Linked DNA regions of Homo sapiens: region 1 is linked to region 2. Evidence: chromatin loops called from intact Hi-C (ENCODE). Cell type or tissue: CD4-positive, alpha-beta T cell. All regions are shown on one strand.

What was found. Hi-C counts contacts between places; a loop is a spot of excess contacts. Peaks named below come from ENCODE experiments on the same cell type or tissue, not always from the same donor. Only the 100,000 strongest peaks of a DNase experiment are listed, where the experiment ranks them.
Region 1: a loop joins it to region 2, with 6 times the contacts of the local background. A loop is called at or near these places in 4 of 110 quality-filtered maps.

Annotation. Positions count from the first base shown.
Region 1 is chr12:70,573,788-70,581,787 of GRCh38, reverse strand. PTPRB (protein tyrosine phosphatase receptor type B) reads left to right here. Exons shown (of 34, transcript NM_001109754.4): 10 at 486-752; 11 at 5,143-5,406. Among named protein-coding and RNA genes, the nearest start is that of PTPRB, 60 kb to the left of the region's middle. In CD4-positive, alpha-beta T cell, CTCF peaks have their summits at 4,401 and 4,604 (motif pointing right); a DNase peak (open chromatin) is centred at 4,587.
Region 2 is chr12:69,353,546-69,361,545 of GRCh38, reverse strand. It overlaps LYZ (lysozyme), which reads right to left. Exons shown (of 4, transcript NM_000239.3): 4 at 7,312-8,000. It overlaps YEATS4 (YEATS domain containing 4), which reads right to left and starts at 1,803. Exons shown (of 7, transcript NM_006530.4): 1 at 1,523-1,803. The coding sequence starts at 1,573. RefSeq lists a silencer at 1,269-1,428 and enhancers at 854-1,455, 1,709-1,898, 1,456-2,059. In CD4-positive, alpha-beta T cell, CTCF peaks have their summits at 3,690 and 3,890; DNase peaks (open chromatin) are centred at 1,315, 1,845 and 3,885; H3K4me3 peaks cover 1,570 bases; H3K27ac peaks cover 1,562 bases.

The sequences.
Region 1 (8,000 bases), 1.2 Mb before region 2:
GTATAATAACAGCCCCTTTAAGAATGTGCCAGTATAGAACTAATCAGTTTGCTAGACCATAATCAACAGACTGAAGGGAATTCCCAATACCACCCCATAACAATCATTGGCTCAGGTAGATTAGATAGCTTTGAATTCTCATGGGGTAAGGACAGATAAAATCACATTAACTAAGCAGTTTTCAAAAATAGCAGCCTTCATTATCTAAAATTTAAAATCAAAACCACTTAATAAGCATGCATCATCTCATCTTTGGATCTTAAATAATTTTGATTCCCTATATAAGCAGCTTTTTCAAAGTACTAGAGCCTCTCTAGAGGAGTAGTTCTCCATATGCCACAGGAAATAGAACTGAGAGTCTATAGCAACAACACAAAAATTATTTTTAGTACTTTCAAGTCTGTCTCCATTTTTTGACTCATTTTTCTTACACTTTCTTAAGGTGACTAAGTGTCATTTGTTTTTTCTTCTGTCTACTGTTTTAGTGCCTGCCCAAGTGACTGACTTGCATGTGGCCAACCAAGGAATGACCAGTAGTCTGTTTACTAACTGGACCCAGGCACAAGGAGACGTAGAATTTTACCAAGTCTTACTGATCCATGAAAATGTGGTCATTAAAAATGAAAGCATCTCCAGTGAGACCAGCAGATACAGCTTCCACTCTCTCAAGTCCGGCAGCCTGTACTCCGTGGTGGTAACAACAGTGAGTGGAGGGATCTCTTCCCGACAAGTGGTTGTGGAGGGAAGAACAGGTAAGAAGTAGAGATATGTGTCTGTGACTTAACTAAGATCTGAGTACATGAGACCCCTAATCAGAATATTATAGAAATATCCTAAAATCAGACTCATCCCTGGCCTTTACAAAAGCTAAGTTTCACAAAAGCTAGCCATCCAGAAGGTATATGGAATGGAAATTGGGCGATGGGTGATGGCAAGAGAGAATAAATTCTGATTTTTTTTTTTTTTTTTGAGACGGAATTTCGCTCTGGTTGCTCAGGCTGGAGTGCGATGGCGTGATCTCGGCTCACCGCAACCTCCGCCTCCTGGGTTCAGCAATTCTCCTGCCTCAGTCTCCCGAGTAGCTGGGATTACAGGCGTGTGCCACCACGCCCTGCTAACTTTGTATTTTTAGTAGAGACAGGGTTTCTCCACGTTGGTCAGGCTGCTCTCGAACTCCTGACCTCAGGTGATCCACCCGCCTCGGCCTCCCAAAGTTCTGGGATTACAGGCGTGAGCCACCACTCCTGGCTGAATATTTTAACATCTCCAATGAACATGTAAGAACTCCTCACTCGATGTCTAGACTTATCCCCCTATTCAGTTGATTTCCTTTGAAATGTTTATGTTCCAGTTAAGGTAAACAATAATGGATAAAAAACAAAACAAACCTCCCAAAGAAAGCATCTTTCACTCTTATATATTCTTGGTTTGCAAGACATAAAAAGAAAATGATCTCCAATTAATATGGTTAGAGGTGGAGTTGATCTAATTTTCAGGTCTCATATATTTTCATAAGCAACGTTAAACAAGTGCTTAATATGCTATCTAAACAATTTTTCTTGACCTTAATAGCTCCCTGTTAGAAAGCTAAGTAAACAAATAAGTGTCATTATGGTCATGTATGTCAGGGAGCCATGGCACCGAGGAAGAAATTACATAGAATTTTCTATGTAATACAATGAAAGAACATAAAAAATTAATATATATGATATATAAAATGTATGTTCATTTCTTAGAAAAAAATTACATAAACCCAATAGAAGCTTTGATAATTATTAGTGGGACCTTGTCTACTTAATTTTATATAATTATTTTAAGTTGGATTTCAGGCTTCTCCTTCTGCATCCTCAACACTCAAATTCTGTTTATCAGCTGCAGGCATCATAGATGCATCTCTTTCCAAAATCATGAATCTCATCTACTTAATGAACCCAGAGGACATTAACTTCATTAACTCTCCCAGAAGAACAATGAAGTCACTGAGAAGATGTTTCATAGTCTTGGTAGAAATTCACTGGTGTATGCCCATTTCCCTCATTCTATGACAGCTGACATTGTCACTTGCATGTTTCTTTTTTTTTTTTTTTTTTTTGAGATGGAGTCTCATTTTGTCGCCAGGCTGGAGTGCAGTGGCACGATCTTGGCTCACTGCAACCTCCGACTCCCTGGTTCAAGCGATTCTCCTGTCTCAGTCTCCCGAGTAGCTGGGATTACAGGCACGCACCACCACGCCCAGCTAATTTTTGTACTTTTAGTAGAAACAGGGTTTCAGCTTGTTGGCCAGGATGGTCTCGATCTCCTGACCTCGTGATCTGCCTGCCTCGGCCTCCCAAAGGGCTGGGATCACAGGTGTGAGCCACTGCGCCCGGCCTGTCACCTGCATCTTTCTCCCTGATATTTTCTTTCCTTTCTTTTAATGGTTCTTGGCACCATCCATTGGTGTAGCATACTTGGGGGTAGGTAGCTGAAAAGCTTAGCATGGAAATCAGGAGGCCTAGGTTTTGGTCCTAGCTCTGCCATTAACTTATTTCCCTAAGCTTCTGTGTTTTAATCCACACACAATAATTCACTCCTACCCTGGGTGTCAGAATAGGGAAGGAGAAATAATAAAGCTGAGGAGAGGAGTGGAGGACGACCTTGCATTCATTTCCCAGTGATTTGCAGTTGTATCAGTCACATTAGACTGATTTAATTCATGCTTAGACACTGTATAATGTGGGTGTTCATGATTGGATGCCTCTATTGGTTGGGATACAGTCTCCTACTATCAGTGGCTCTTCTTTGCTGTAGGTCCTCAGAGCTCTCCCCATTTCTCCAGAGAATGGAGGTTGGGGAGGGGTACAACTCATCAGACTTGGGAGTAGGCATTTCACTTCCACCCACATTCCACTGGCCAGAACTCAGTTACATGGCTACATCTGACTGCCTGGGAGCCTGAGAAATGCAGTCTAGCTGTGTGTCAAGAGGAAAAGGAAATGGTCGGGGAACCATATTCTGCCACACAGGTTGATTCTCATTTTATATACCACAAGGATTGTCCAACTTATTGTGAGCTACTAAAATAGTCTAGTCTGTGCTATCTCTTGAAATAACTGTGTACTTTAAGTAAGTGGGACTTAAAATTATTTTTATTTTTTAATTTATATTTTTATTTATATTTTAATTAGAATAAAGGTACAAGTATTTGACCCATATTATATAATAGAAGCATTCAAAAAAGGGAAAAAGGGACAAGAAATTATTTGAAGAATGGTCATAAAGTTTTGAGGAGAGAATCAAATATGAATAAATTGAGCACGAGTTATTTTACTCAAACATATGAAGAGTGCACATTATCACGATAAAGGGGAAAATGGGAGACTCCTGTAAAGCACAATAATAGGGATTTTGAAAGGTGCCTCTTTTAGTAAATTTTGTACACAGTCAATTGTAAAGAATTCAGTGGGTAAGGCCTTGATAATCCTTATCATCTCCTCAAATTGCTGAAACATTAGTCAATATTGAAATAATTTTGAAAGGTATTCTTATATTTCACCTGTTTCCACTGAGTTGAAACATATAAATAAACCCTCCCAGCCCAGATAAGATGGCAGAATATTTAAAATTAAAGATATTAGATATACTTAACAAATCTAATTCTAATCTGGGAAAATGCTCATCCTAAAGCAAAAACAAATTTTGTATCTATTTTTTCTTAAACATGTGAATCATATTTCTGTGAAAACTTTTGATAATTGTGTCTTTTCTAATAAAATGTTAGTAGTTGCAAATATTTCCAGCAGTTTTTAAAAACAAGCATAATGAGTTGCTTTTGAGAGCAACTAAAGGATGTATAGATGGTTGGATGGCAGAAGAAAGGAAGGAAAGAAAGCAAAAAGGAAGAAAAGAAGGAAAGAAAAGGAAGGAAGAGATGTACCAATATATAAATCTTCTGGCTAAAAAGTTCAACTTTATATCTAGGAAATGTCCATATATGTGGATCAACATTACCAGAGTTGTTCACTAGAATGCAGTTTATAATTTTTAGTGATGGATAAGTGCTTTTAAGTATAAGGTATGCTTTGGGGCTTAATTCACAAAGTCCGAACATATTACATTAGAAGGATTCTCAGAAGTCATCTAGCCAAATCCTGTCCATTATAAGTGATGTACTGATATTGACAATCATATGAAACTGTTAAGTTAATCAACTAATGATTAAAACAGTAGTGTAGTTCATATATACTGTAATATTTTAACCCTATATTCATTTATGGCAGTACTATTTAATGGGCACCTATTTCTGATATGTGGTTCAACTTTTACTCAATACTGCAATTACTAATTTGCTGACTATACCTCCAACCAGAGAACTTCTTGAAGACATTCATGCGTTTTTCATTTTTGTATACCTGGCAAATAGTAGGTTCTCAGTAAACGTTTGTGACACTAATCCCCAATTCATATAAGCAAATGATTATAGTTGACATCAGAAAACCCATTATCGCCATAACAGTTCTCTCTGCCCTTGGTTGGTCCAGCTTCCAGACTTCTTACTTCCAAGATAGGTTTTTAGGCTTATTTCTTACCACTAGAGGGCAGGAAATGCCTTGCAAAGGGAAAACGGTCCCTCTGGTTGTGTTAGCTATTACTTCCCAGGAATGAATAACTTCATCACAAAAAAATTGAAGCTATCCCAGTTTAAGGTCTTTAGAAAAGCTATCGTATTCTTCCCCTTTCCACTCAAACATTTTTGCTTTATTGGTAAGTTTGGTTCAAGTTGATTCATTTAGATTGTTGAAATATTTGTTCCCTTTCTTACAGGGAACCTTCTAAAACATTGTATAAGGATGTCTCCACTTGAAATGCTTTACAAACAGCAACCCCATAAAAATGCAGTAGTGGCATCCTTGTATTTACGAGGCATCCCAAAGGCCTCCGGACATTTTTATTTTGATTAGTTTTCTGATGTAAGAACACTCAGCTTCTGGAAGCTGAGTGAAATCCTCACGCTTCCTTGACCTCTTATATAATCAGATTAGATCTCCTGAGTGAGTCCACGGTTTGTGCTGACTGCAATAGACGACTCAAACTTTTGACTGTGTCTTTCTTTTTGAATCCCCCTTCCCCCCCCCCCCCGCCCCCCACCTTTCAAAATCACAGTCCCTTCCAGTGTGAGTGGAGTAACGGTGAACAATTCCGGTCGTAATGACTACCTCAGCGTTTCCTGGCTGCTGGCGCCCGGAGATGTGGATAACTATGAGGTAACATTGTCTCATGACGGCAAGGTGGTTCAGTCCCTTGTCATTGCCAAGTCTGTCAGAGAATGTTCCTTCAGCTCCCTCACCCCAGGCCGCCTCTACACCGTGACCATAACTACAAGGAGTGGCAAGTATGAAAATCACTCCTTCAGCCAAGAGCGGACAGGTAAGGCTGTATGAAGGTTCAGGGCTCCGTAAGAACCAATTCACATGTGGCTCAGGGCACCACAGAGCTGTAGCAATTCTGTAATGATGGGATGAAAGGCCCTTGAGATCACAAAACTGTTATGAAGTCTTCGTATTTTAACCCAAGAAACTCCTTATGTGAGCAGACCCTGTGTGACTAGAATTTATATTATATTCAAATAGTGAAAAAAGTGTTCCCGTTTATGGAGTACTTTTTGGTTGCTAGGGCCTGGCTTTATATATCTTAACTATAACTAACCCTTATGAACTCCTTATTGAGGTAGTCATTGTTATTATTCCCATTTTACAGATCAGGAAACCAAGGTTCAGGGAGGTCAAGTAACTCGCCCAACTGTTTACCTTGTTAAACAGCCAGTGTGTTTCAGATCCTGGTTTTAAACCCAGTTCTGAATGACTCCAGTGCCTACAAAGCTCTCCATCCTAAAATCCATCCTGAAATGTCTGTTGGTCAAAACCACTATTCATCCTTTTTCACACAAGGTGAAAATGTGAACCTTTATGGTTCTGGGACTAGGGAGCAAAAATCTTAGCAAAGGAAATGAATGTTCAGTCCAATGTGCTGGAAAGAATTAAATTTAAATAGCTACCATTTTCCCAATATATTTATGCTTTCTGGGGTTTATACCTGAGATTTCTGCTTAAGGTTGGCATCAATACATTGTCAAATGTTTCCTACTAAGCTATGGGTTGATTTCTGTATTTTAAAATGTCAGTTTTTCCATGAGGTTCTGAGACAATTGTCCTTATCCTGTTACCTAGCGCAGGACCTGGGGCTTAGTAGGCACTCAGTAAATACTTGGCAAAGGAATAATCAGAAATCACTTAGATCAGGGGTCCCACCTGGGAGTCCATGGTTCATGGGAGACTTTAGGAATGTAGTAACCCCTGAAATTGTTTATGAGGTTGCTGGGGATAGGAAAGGTATATGCATTTCTTTGAGAAGAAACAGTCCATGGCTTTTATCAGATTCTTATGGTTTCTGTGACCTCCAAAAAGCTAAGAACCTCTGATTTATATTGTTACAGGATGCTGACATTGAAGGGGTCCTTAGAATGATCTAATCCTGTTTCCTCATTTGGATATAAAGGAAGTCCCAGAGAAGGAGTGTGGCTTCTCCAGGGTTGCAGGGCTGACTGGTAGTGGAGTTCAGTCTAGCTCCAGTGCTGTCCATTCCATCATGCTGTATCCGAGAGCACTAGTCAGGGATATAAAGAGATTATCCCTACCCTTGAATAATTTGAAGCCCAATTACACTGACAATCACAATAATGACTTAGATCTGAAAAGCAGATTTCTATTTACAAAGCAGTCTTATGTCAGGGTCTCATATTGATCAACTTGGAGCCTAAAAATCACCAGAAATTAAAGGATGTGTTACCTAACTACCAACCCCTTGCTTCCTACCAATGTCAATTCATGATGATTTCCTATCCGTATGACTTTAATATTGCCAAGTCTTTTGCTGAGATTGTTTTAAAATGCAAGAAAGTGATTCTTTATTCAGTGCATCCTCTTGACTCCTTGACCGGCATGAACTTGGACTTGGTACACGACTAATGGAGGCAAATCATTGCCCCTGACAAATCAGTTTAACTGGAGGGTCATGTCTGAGTTGTTCTCTTGATGATTTTGGCTGATTATCTTAATGCCCTTTTCCATTTCTGATGCTCTTGTTCTACATTTTGGGTGAAAATACCAATATTTCTAATTCTGTATCACATCATCTCACTGTGTAGCAAGGCAGGTCTCCACAAATTACCCCGTTCCACCTGGAGAGCTCCTTATTGACTTAACGTGATATTCAGCCAGGTTTTTCTTCCTGTAATAGTTGCTTTGCCTTTAGCAAATTGCCTGGATCATTGACCTTTCTTAGCCCATGCATAAAATGCCACTTCATAATTTCCTCTCCTTAACTCTGTGATGACTGTATTCTAACAACACTGTAATTGGTTTTAGGTAAATATCTTGGAGAAAGCATATCTGTCCTTGCTCCATATCTGTGGTGAGCTATATTCCAAACACTAATCAGTAAACACAAGGCAACAAAGGATGCTAATGCAACTTGCAGGTGTGAGAAAATGGAGCTTCCATGCCAAAATACTGAAATTTCTGGATCATTTCATGATTTGAGAAAAAGTAGAGGTGAAAAATTGGACACAGCCTTGGCATGTGGTCAGATCAGAAACCCCTAATATATACCAAATACAGAGGACATGCTAGTATTAGGACAAGAGTTTAGTACCCTGGATCCGAGTTCATGCCTCTTTTCAATGCTCCTCCTCATTAATATGTATAATGTCCAGTTACCGTGAAATAGTAATGAATCTGTGGCCTACTGTTGAATTAAAATTCAGCCCCAAATGGAAAAATGAAATCTCCTTAATATCATGCTCTAAATACAGAATTGCCTTATTCCACAGTGTTCCTAAGTAACATGCATATATTTATTTACTGGTTGGGGAGGGGACCACAGATATACAGAATGGTTTCGTTCATATATTAGAAAGAACCTCACATGCACAAAATTGTATTAATCATAATTCTTGGTTCAAG
Region 2 (8,000 bases):
GCCGAGGCGGGCAGATCACCCGAGGTCGGGAGTTCGAGACCAGCCTGACCAACACGGAGAAGCCCCCGTCTCTACTAAAAATACAAAATTAGCTGGGCATGGTGGCGCATGCCTGTAATTCCAGCTATTCAGGAGGCTGAGGCAGGAGAATCGCTTGGAGGCAGGAGAATCGCTTGAATCCAGGAGGTGGAGGTTGCGGAGAGCCGAGATTGCGCTAGTGCACTCCAGCCTGGGCAACAAGAGCAAAACTCCGTCTCAAAAAAAAACAAAACAAAACACACACACACACACACACACACACACATAAGTATTTTAAAACCTACTAATTATTGCTATTTTTTTTTTAAAGAAACATTGTCTTGCTCTGTCGCCCAGGCTAGAGTGCAGTGGCACGATCTCAGCTCACTGCAACTTCCGCCTCTCGGGTTCAAGCGATTTTCCTGCCTCAGCCCCTCTAGTAGCTGGGATTACAGGTGCCCGCCACCACGCCCGGCTAATTTTTGTATATTTAGTAGAGACGGGGTTTCACCATGTTGACCAGCCTGGTCTTGAACTTCTGATCTCAGGTGATCCACCCTCCTCGGCCTTCCAAAGTGCTGGGATTACAGGCGTGAGCCACCTTGCCCGGCCCTGCACGTTAATTTTTAAGGCAGGACCCACTGGCTCCTGATAAAAACAACTATTTGTACCCCTTCTGATTTTTATTTATAAAGGAAAGGAAATTTTTCTTTAAAAAGAATGAACCACGGCTGGGCGCGGTGGCTCACGCCTGTAATCCCAGCACTTTGGGAGGCCGAGGTTGCAGTGAGCCGAGATCGTGCCATTGCGCTCCAGCCTGGGCAACAAGACAGACACTTCGTCTCAAAAAAAAAAAAAAATTAACGTGCCAGGGGCTGTGTGAGGGAAATAAATATTACAATGTCAAACATTACGCTAGGGTCTATGGTAATTTCATCAAAAACAAAAGAAGTTGACATTTACTGAATGTTCCCCATGTGCCAGGCACAGTGTTATGCTCTTGCTTTGAGGCTTTGTGAACACCATGAACTCCAGCAAATTTTCTTAGCTTTCGTATGCCTCGGTGTCTCAGTTACCGCACTTGGAAATACTGCGGGTAAGCGCTCAGCGACTGTTTGCTACAGTTATTGTTATCCTCACACCAGGAGGGTGGCGTCACCGCTTCACCAATAACCTAGATTGGCAGCGAATGTGCACCAAGCTGAGCTTTCCCAGCCCTCGGAGTCGCCCGTTTCCTTGGCAGCCACGTCCGGGTTTCCCCAAGCCACCATTTATCTGTTTGTTTTTTGGCGGGGGTGGGAGTTGGCAGTGACGCGAGGAAGTTGGGGCCCAATGAACGCCGGTTTTTCGCTCAATGGCTCTGACTCGCTCTCCAACCTGAAACCACGGTTCAAACCCGAGGAGAAAAGGCGCGAAAGGAAACCCAGTGGGCCCTCCCCGCGCCGCGCAGGGAGGAACCGAGGCGGGAGAGCCACCCCGGAAGAGGGGCGGTCCGGGCACTGACCTTTACTCTCCCGCCGGAGTCAGGCCCAAATTCGGCCATTCTCTTGAACATATTGTCCCACGGAAGAAGCCGCCGCCGCCAGGGAAAGAGACCGGGGCTGGCGGGGTCGCCGCTCCCCTCAGAGACCGCGCTCCTGTCGCGCGGGCCCAGGCGGAGGGTTTCTAGCCGAAGGAGGGCGAGTTACTTGGGCTCACGGCGGTGAGTAACCGTCAACTCCTCAGGCCGACTGTGCTCCTGAAGGCCATTCAGGCCCGCGCAGGTGGAGAACGCCGCGAAAAGAGGGGCGACGGCCGCACCGCGCGCAGGCGCAACGGGCTCGCGTATGCGCACGCAGTGTACACTGCGCACGCGCCTGGCGGCTGCAGTCACATCACAGGACCAGTGCAGGAGTTCCAAACCAAAAAAAAAATGAAAGGCAGGAAATAATAAATGACTTCAAAAAGTTGTCCAGATGTTAAGGAGATGAGTTTCCACACTGAAAGATCCTACTAAGCACCCAGCACAAATATTAAAGCATCCACGTCAAGGCATATCATTGTGAATTTTCTGAACATCGAGGAAAAAGAGATCCCACACCCTTCCAGGTTATACAGACTATAGAATCAGAGTGGCTTCAGATTGCTCAGTTAGAATCTAGGAAGCCATACGGCACTGTCTTCAAAACTCTGAGGGAAAATTACTTCCGATTTAGTCTTCAATACTCATCCAACTACCAATCTAGTGTGTGAATAGAATAGAGTTTCAGATGTGCTAAATCACTACACACAAAAAATAGTACCTATCTTACCTTTCTCAGTACCTCCAGGAAGATCCTGTAGATCTGATCCACCAAAATGAGGGAATAAGCCAAGAAGGAGGAAATTATGAAATGCAGGAAATACAATAAATAACAAACACAGAAAATAGTAAGATCCCAAGATGATACTGAAAGAGCTCCGGGAACAATAGCTGTGTATAGGCATAGACGGCAACGCATCTAGATTAGATTCGGTCAGAAATCTTTGGGAGACACTGCTTCAGAAGGATGGGATTGACAAAATTCCAGCTGGCGTTGAATCAAGAGGAGATTTGACCGAGAGTTTGGAGTTTAACTCATGACAGGTACACAGAAAACTAAGCGGCTGTAAGAATTATGCAGCTATTAATTCTAGGGAAAACAAAATCTTGTGCAAGAAAGGAAAGTAATTGTATTTATTGTTACATAAATACTGAGTATTGGCCGGGCGCGGTGGCTCACGCCTGTAATCCCAGCACTTTGGGAGGCCAAGGTGGGCGGATCACGAGGTCAGGAGATCGAGACCATCCTGGCTAACACGGTGAAAACCCGTCTCTACTAAAAATACAAAAAAATTAGCCGAGCGTGGTGGTGGGCGCCTGTAGTCCCAGCTGCTTGGGAGGCTGAGGCAGAAGAATGGCGTGAACCCGGGAGGCGGAGCTTGCCTTGAGCCGAGATCGCACCACTGCACTCCAGCCTGGGTGACAGAGCAAGACTCCGTCTCAAAAAAAAAAAAAAAACAAAACAAAAAAAAACTGAGTATTGATCCCCCCTCCCCCTCAAAAAAAGAATTACATTTAGAAGGATGGGCTTTGGAGAAGGGTACTATGCTTGATGGGGATGGAGGAGGAGGAAATAGAGCTTAATCTTTAACTTCCATAGTAGGAAGTCAGTATCTTAAAATGGAAAAATCAAGAAGAAGCAATATAGGTGTAATATTGAAAAGCATGGAGATAAATATTTTAAAAAATAAGCTAAAAGAGTAGAAAATACTGCTGATTGTAATTTTTAGTAATTCCACTTAACAACTGTAAAGAAAATACTTTTTAAAAGACTTCACTAAATAGAAGTGCAAGGGATGTGCTCAGGGCTTAGTTATATTAGTGCCACATGAAGAGCTCAATTGTCATATGGATGTCACTGCATTTCAACCAAGATAGGAACTGAGTTTCTTTGAAAATGATCAAACATTGATATTGATTTTTATTCTGTTGCCAGAATAAGAGTAGAAATTTGGTTTGGGGGCGTAATTATATTTAAAACAATTGGTATGACTAAGAAATATTTATCAAAAACTAAAGCAAAATCTCCAACAAACATTGCTTTCCCTCTTCAGTCTACTTTGTCTAATCTCTGGCAGTTTCCTCAATCAGCCTGTGTTGTTGGGTTATCCTGGCACTTCTTGGACATGTCCTATCTCTGTTTCTCAGCTGTCACTCTTCAACTCTCTCTCCGCTACCTTGACTCATCCTTTGTACACCTCAGGGTATCTCGATATGCATAAACTCATTCGTTTTTAGTTTAATCACGTCAGAATGGTCCAAGAATTTTGAAGCCAAAGGTTGCACCTATGTAGTGGCCCTCTGCTGCCCTCACATGGCTAGTCTATGTGCTGCATTTACATAGCCAAGAAGTGGCTTGGAACCCCGCAAGCGGTTGTACTGGAATCATGTGGCCTTGAAGAGTTAATTAAAAAAAAAAAAAAAAAAAAAAAAAGGCTGGGCGCGGTGGCTCGCGCCTGTAATCCCAGCACTTTGGGAGGCCAAGGCGGGCGGATTACGAGGTCAGGAGATCGATCTCCTGACATGGTGAAACCCCCTCTCTACTAAAAATACAAAAATGAGCTAGGCGTGGTGGCGAGTACCTGTAGTCCCAACTACTCGGGAGGCTGAGGCAGGAGAATCGCTTGAACCCAGGAGGCGGACGTTGCAGTGAGCTGAGATCGCGCCACTGCAGTCCAGCCTGGGTGACAGAGCGAGACTCCGTCTCAAAAACAAAAAGCTTAGAATGTTCAGTTTGGAGGGAACATACTAAATAATCAGCAAGAGATTTATTCGATCAACTGATATTGATTGAGCATGTACCATGTTCCAGTCACTCTTCTAGGTGTTTAGAATACAGAAGTGGAATGAGTGAAAAATTTCTATTCTTCCTATCAGGACAGTGGTTCAGCATATTATAAAATCAGAGATGTATCATGGTAAGGAGGGTGTCCAGGTGTTGGGGAAGGAAGCAACCCACTGAGGGATGTCAGAGCCTGAGTGGAGAGCACTTGGGCAGAGTTGGGGAATTGGTTACATACAGGCAAACCCATCAAATACGTAAATGTACTAAGGATACATTTTAAGGATAATGAGTATAATGGATGCTAAGTTACTTACTGTCAGAGAAGAGAGTTAAAACATGCGAAAGAAGAAAACTAGAGTGAATCCTGTGGTGTGAGATTAGAATTGGAGATATTGGTGTGGATTCATGATTTTCAATATAAATAGATAGATATAGAGATAAATATAGTGTAAATACATATATCTTCCAGCTCTGTTCACTGATAGGGCCTGGAAACAGTGATACCCTAGTGCCCAGATCCTGTTTTTTTAATACTATTATGCACTTTGAGGAATCAGGGCTCCTTGGAGAAATGCCTTTTCCATTTTTGGAAGCAAGGAAGGAACAAGGTGAGCCTTAGAATATCTTGTGCCAGAAAACAAGAAAGTGCTTGAAGAATGATGGAAATATGTCGAAATGGCACAGAAGACAACTTGCAGGGGCTCACTGGCCAAATCGAGGACAGTGTGAACATCAAAATAAATAATAGTAATGGACTATAACTCCTTATGATTTGAATAAAATAGAAGCCATGGGTCCATACTGATATAATAAATAAATGCATGACCAGGCACGGTGGTTCACACCTGTAATCCAGCACCTGGGAGGCCAAGGCAGGCAGATTGCTTGAGCTCAGGAGTTCCAGACAAGCCTGGGCAACATGGCAAAACCCCATCTCTACTAAAAATACAAAAATTAGCCAGGCATGGTAACGCGTGCGAGTAGTCCCAGCTACTCAGGAGGCTGACGCGGGAGGATTGCATAAGCCTGGGAGGCAGAGGTTGCAGTGAGCTGAGATCGCGCCACTGCACTCCAGCCTAGGCGACAGAGTGAAATCCTGCCTCTAAATAAATAAACAAACAAACTGAAAATTTGATGAGCAGTAGTCTCAAGGCACCTCCTCCCCAAATACTTTACAGTGAAGATGGCTTGCAGGCCTCACCTTAATCAAGTGATCCAAGTGAACATCATCAATAATGGGGCAAATCAAAACTGCAAAAACTGAATGCCACCTGAAAGGATGCAGTGAGAACATCACTTCTGTGGTATTCCTACCAAAGATGCATAACTTAATGGAATCGAGAGAACACCAGAAAAACCTTAGGTACATTCTATAACATAACTAGTCTGTGGTCTTCAAAAGTGGCAAGGTCATAAAAAGTCCAGAAAGAAACAACTGAGGAAATAATCCAGATTCAAAGAGACTTAAAAAACATGACAACCAAATACAATATGATTCTGAATTAGATGCTTTTGTTATGAAGGTCTTATTGGGACAATCGATGAAATTGAGTGGAATCTGATGACTAGGTGGTAGTAATGTATCAGTGTTAATTTCCTAATTTGGATAATTGTTTTGAGGTTTTATGCAGGAGAATGTCTTTATAGGAATTACACACTGATGTAATCAGGGCCATTGGGTATCATGTTGGCTATTTACTCTCAAAACAGTTCTGAAAAATAAAAGATCTTTGTACAGTACTTTTATATTTTTTAAAAGATTGAGTTTATTTCAATGTTTTTTTAAAAAGTGGAAAAACCTCTGTCATTTTGGAAGTTATATTTTGGTGAGAAGAGACAAATAAGTAAAATATGTAGTATATAAAATTATTATAGACTTGAGCCCTGAGGCACTCTCACATTTAGAAATTAAATAGCAGAGAAAGAGTGAGCAAGAAGGACTGAGAAAGAACAGTCAGTGAGGTAGGATGTAAATAAGGAAAAGCCAAGGGATTAAAAAACTGCTAAAAGTATGAAGCGGTTCACTTTGTCAAATGCTGCTGAGATGAACAAGATGATCACTGGAATTAGCACTGAGGAATCATGGGAGAAATCCTGGAGGAGCAGTTTCAGCTGGGTGAGGATAGAAGCCAGATTAGAGAGGGTTGAAAAGACACTGGGAGGTGAGGTCATGGAGTTGGTAAGTACAGACATACTTCCCCAGAAGTCTTGCTGTAAAGGGAGCAGAGAATGGAGTTGCAGTTGGAGGATTATGTAGGGTCAGTGGAGTATTTGTTGTAAGATGGAAGGTTACTAGGGCAGACTGTAGAATGATGGAGGTGATCCAGCTAAAAGGGACAAACTAGGGATGCAGGAAACAGCCTGACTTGGAGTAGTGAGAGGGATGGGAGGGAAACTGCATGTGGAGTCAGTGCTGTTGGCAGGAGCAGAGGCTCTTCATCCTGATAATAGGAGGGAAGGAAGGAAGGATGGGCCTGTGGGAAGGTATGACTGCTGCTTTGGGATGTAGAAGGGAAAGCTTGGTATGAAGTTGCTTTTGTTTTAGAAGTGTAATATGAGGCCAGGTTATCTGCTGAGAGCAGAGGAGGGTGGAGGATAAGGGGGCAGAGGAGGAGGCTGAATGTGTGTCTTGAGGCTTTGAAGAGAGAAGAGGAAAAGTAAAATAGTAACAGTCATTTTGGAGACTAGGGACATAAAAATGGAAGGATTGTAGAGAAGTAACTAAAATGGTCAGGCAGACTTGAGGGCTCATTTGAGATTTATGGTTATGAATTTAAAGTGAGACCTGTCAGCATGCTTGTGAATTTTTCTCCAGCAATATCTGACTATTTAAGTGAGGTAAGTGACGATATAAGAGATATTAAGAGCACCAAATCATATTTTTTCAAATATCTGTATTCTTTTCTTCAGAGACACTATAGGAGTCTAAATAAAAACAGACAAGGCATGTGTTGCAAAGCCTTTAATTAGAATGTTTGTATTTTTTACATCATGCATAACTTCACATTTGTGATTAATTAGTAATTATTTCAATACTTGTAAGCTCATCTGCCTCAGATTTAATCATAATACATGAATTAAATTAATCAAATTAAGGAACAGCAATTTAGAAAGAAACACACTTTAAGAAATCAAAATTCTCAATTCAGGCAGTCTGTTTCTATCATTTGGTATTCTACTCCTTTAAAAATTTCATATTGCCCAACAAAAAGTGGTTATTTTTACTGTTTTTGGAGATGACTGAACAGATGAAGGCATCAGATGCCTTCATCAGCTGGTATTTTGCCTAAGATCTATTTAAGATAACCTTTTCTTATATTTTTTACTTAATATTGGGCATAATCGTATCATTCAAGATTAAGTCTGGGTTATTTCTTTGATAAGAACTGAATGTGGCCGGGCGCAGTGGCTCACGCCTGTAATCCCAGCACTTTGGGAGGCCGAGGTGGGTGGATCACAAGGTCAGGAGATCGAGACCATCCTGGCTAACACGGTGAAACCCTGTCTCTACTAAAAATACAAAAAATTAGCCGGGCGTGGTGGCGGGCGCCCGTAATCCCAGCTACTCGGGAGGCTGAGGCAGGAGAATGGCGTGAACCCGGGAGGTGGAGGTTGCAGTGAGCCGAGATTGCGCCA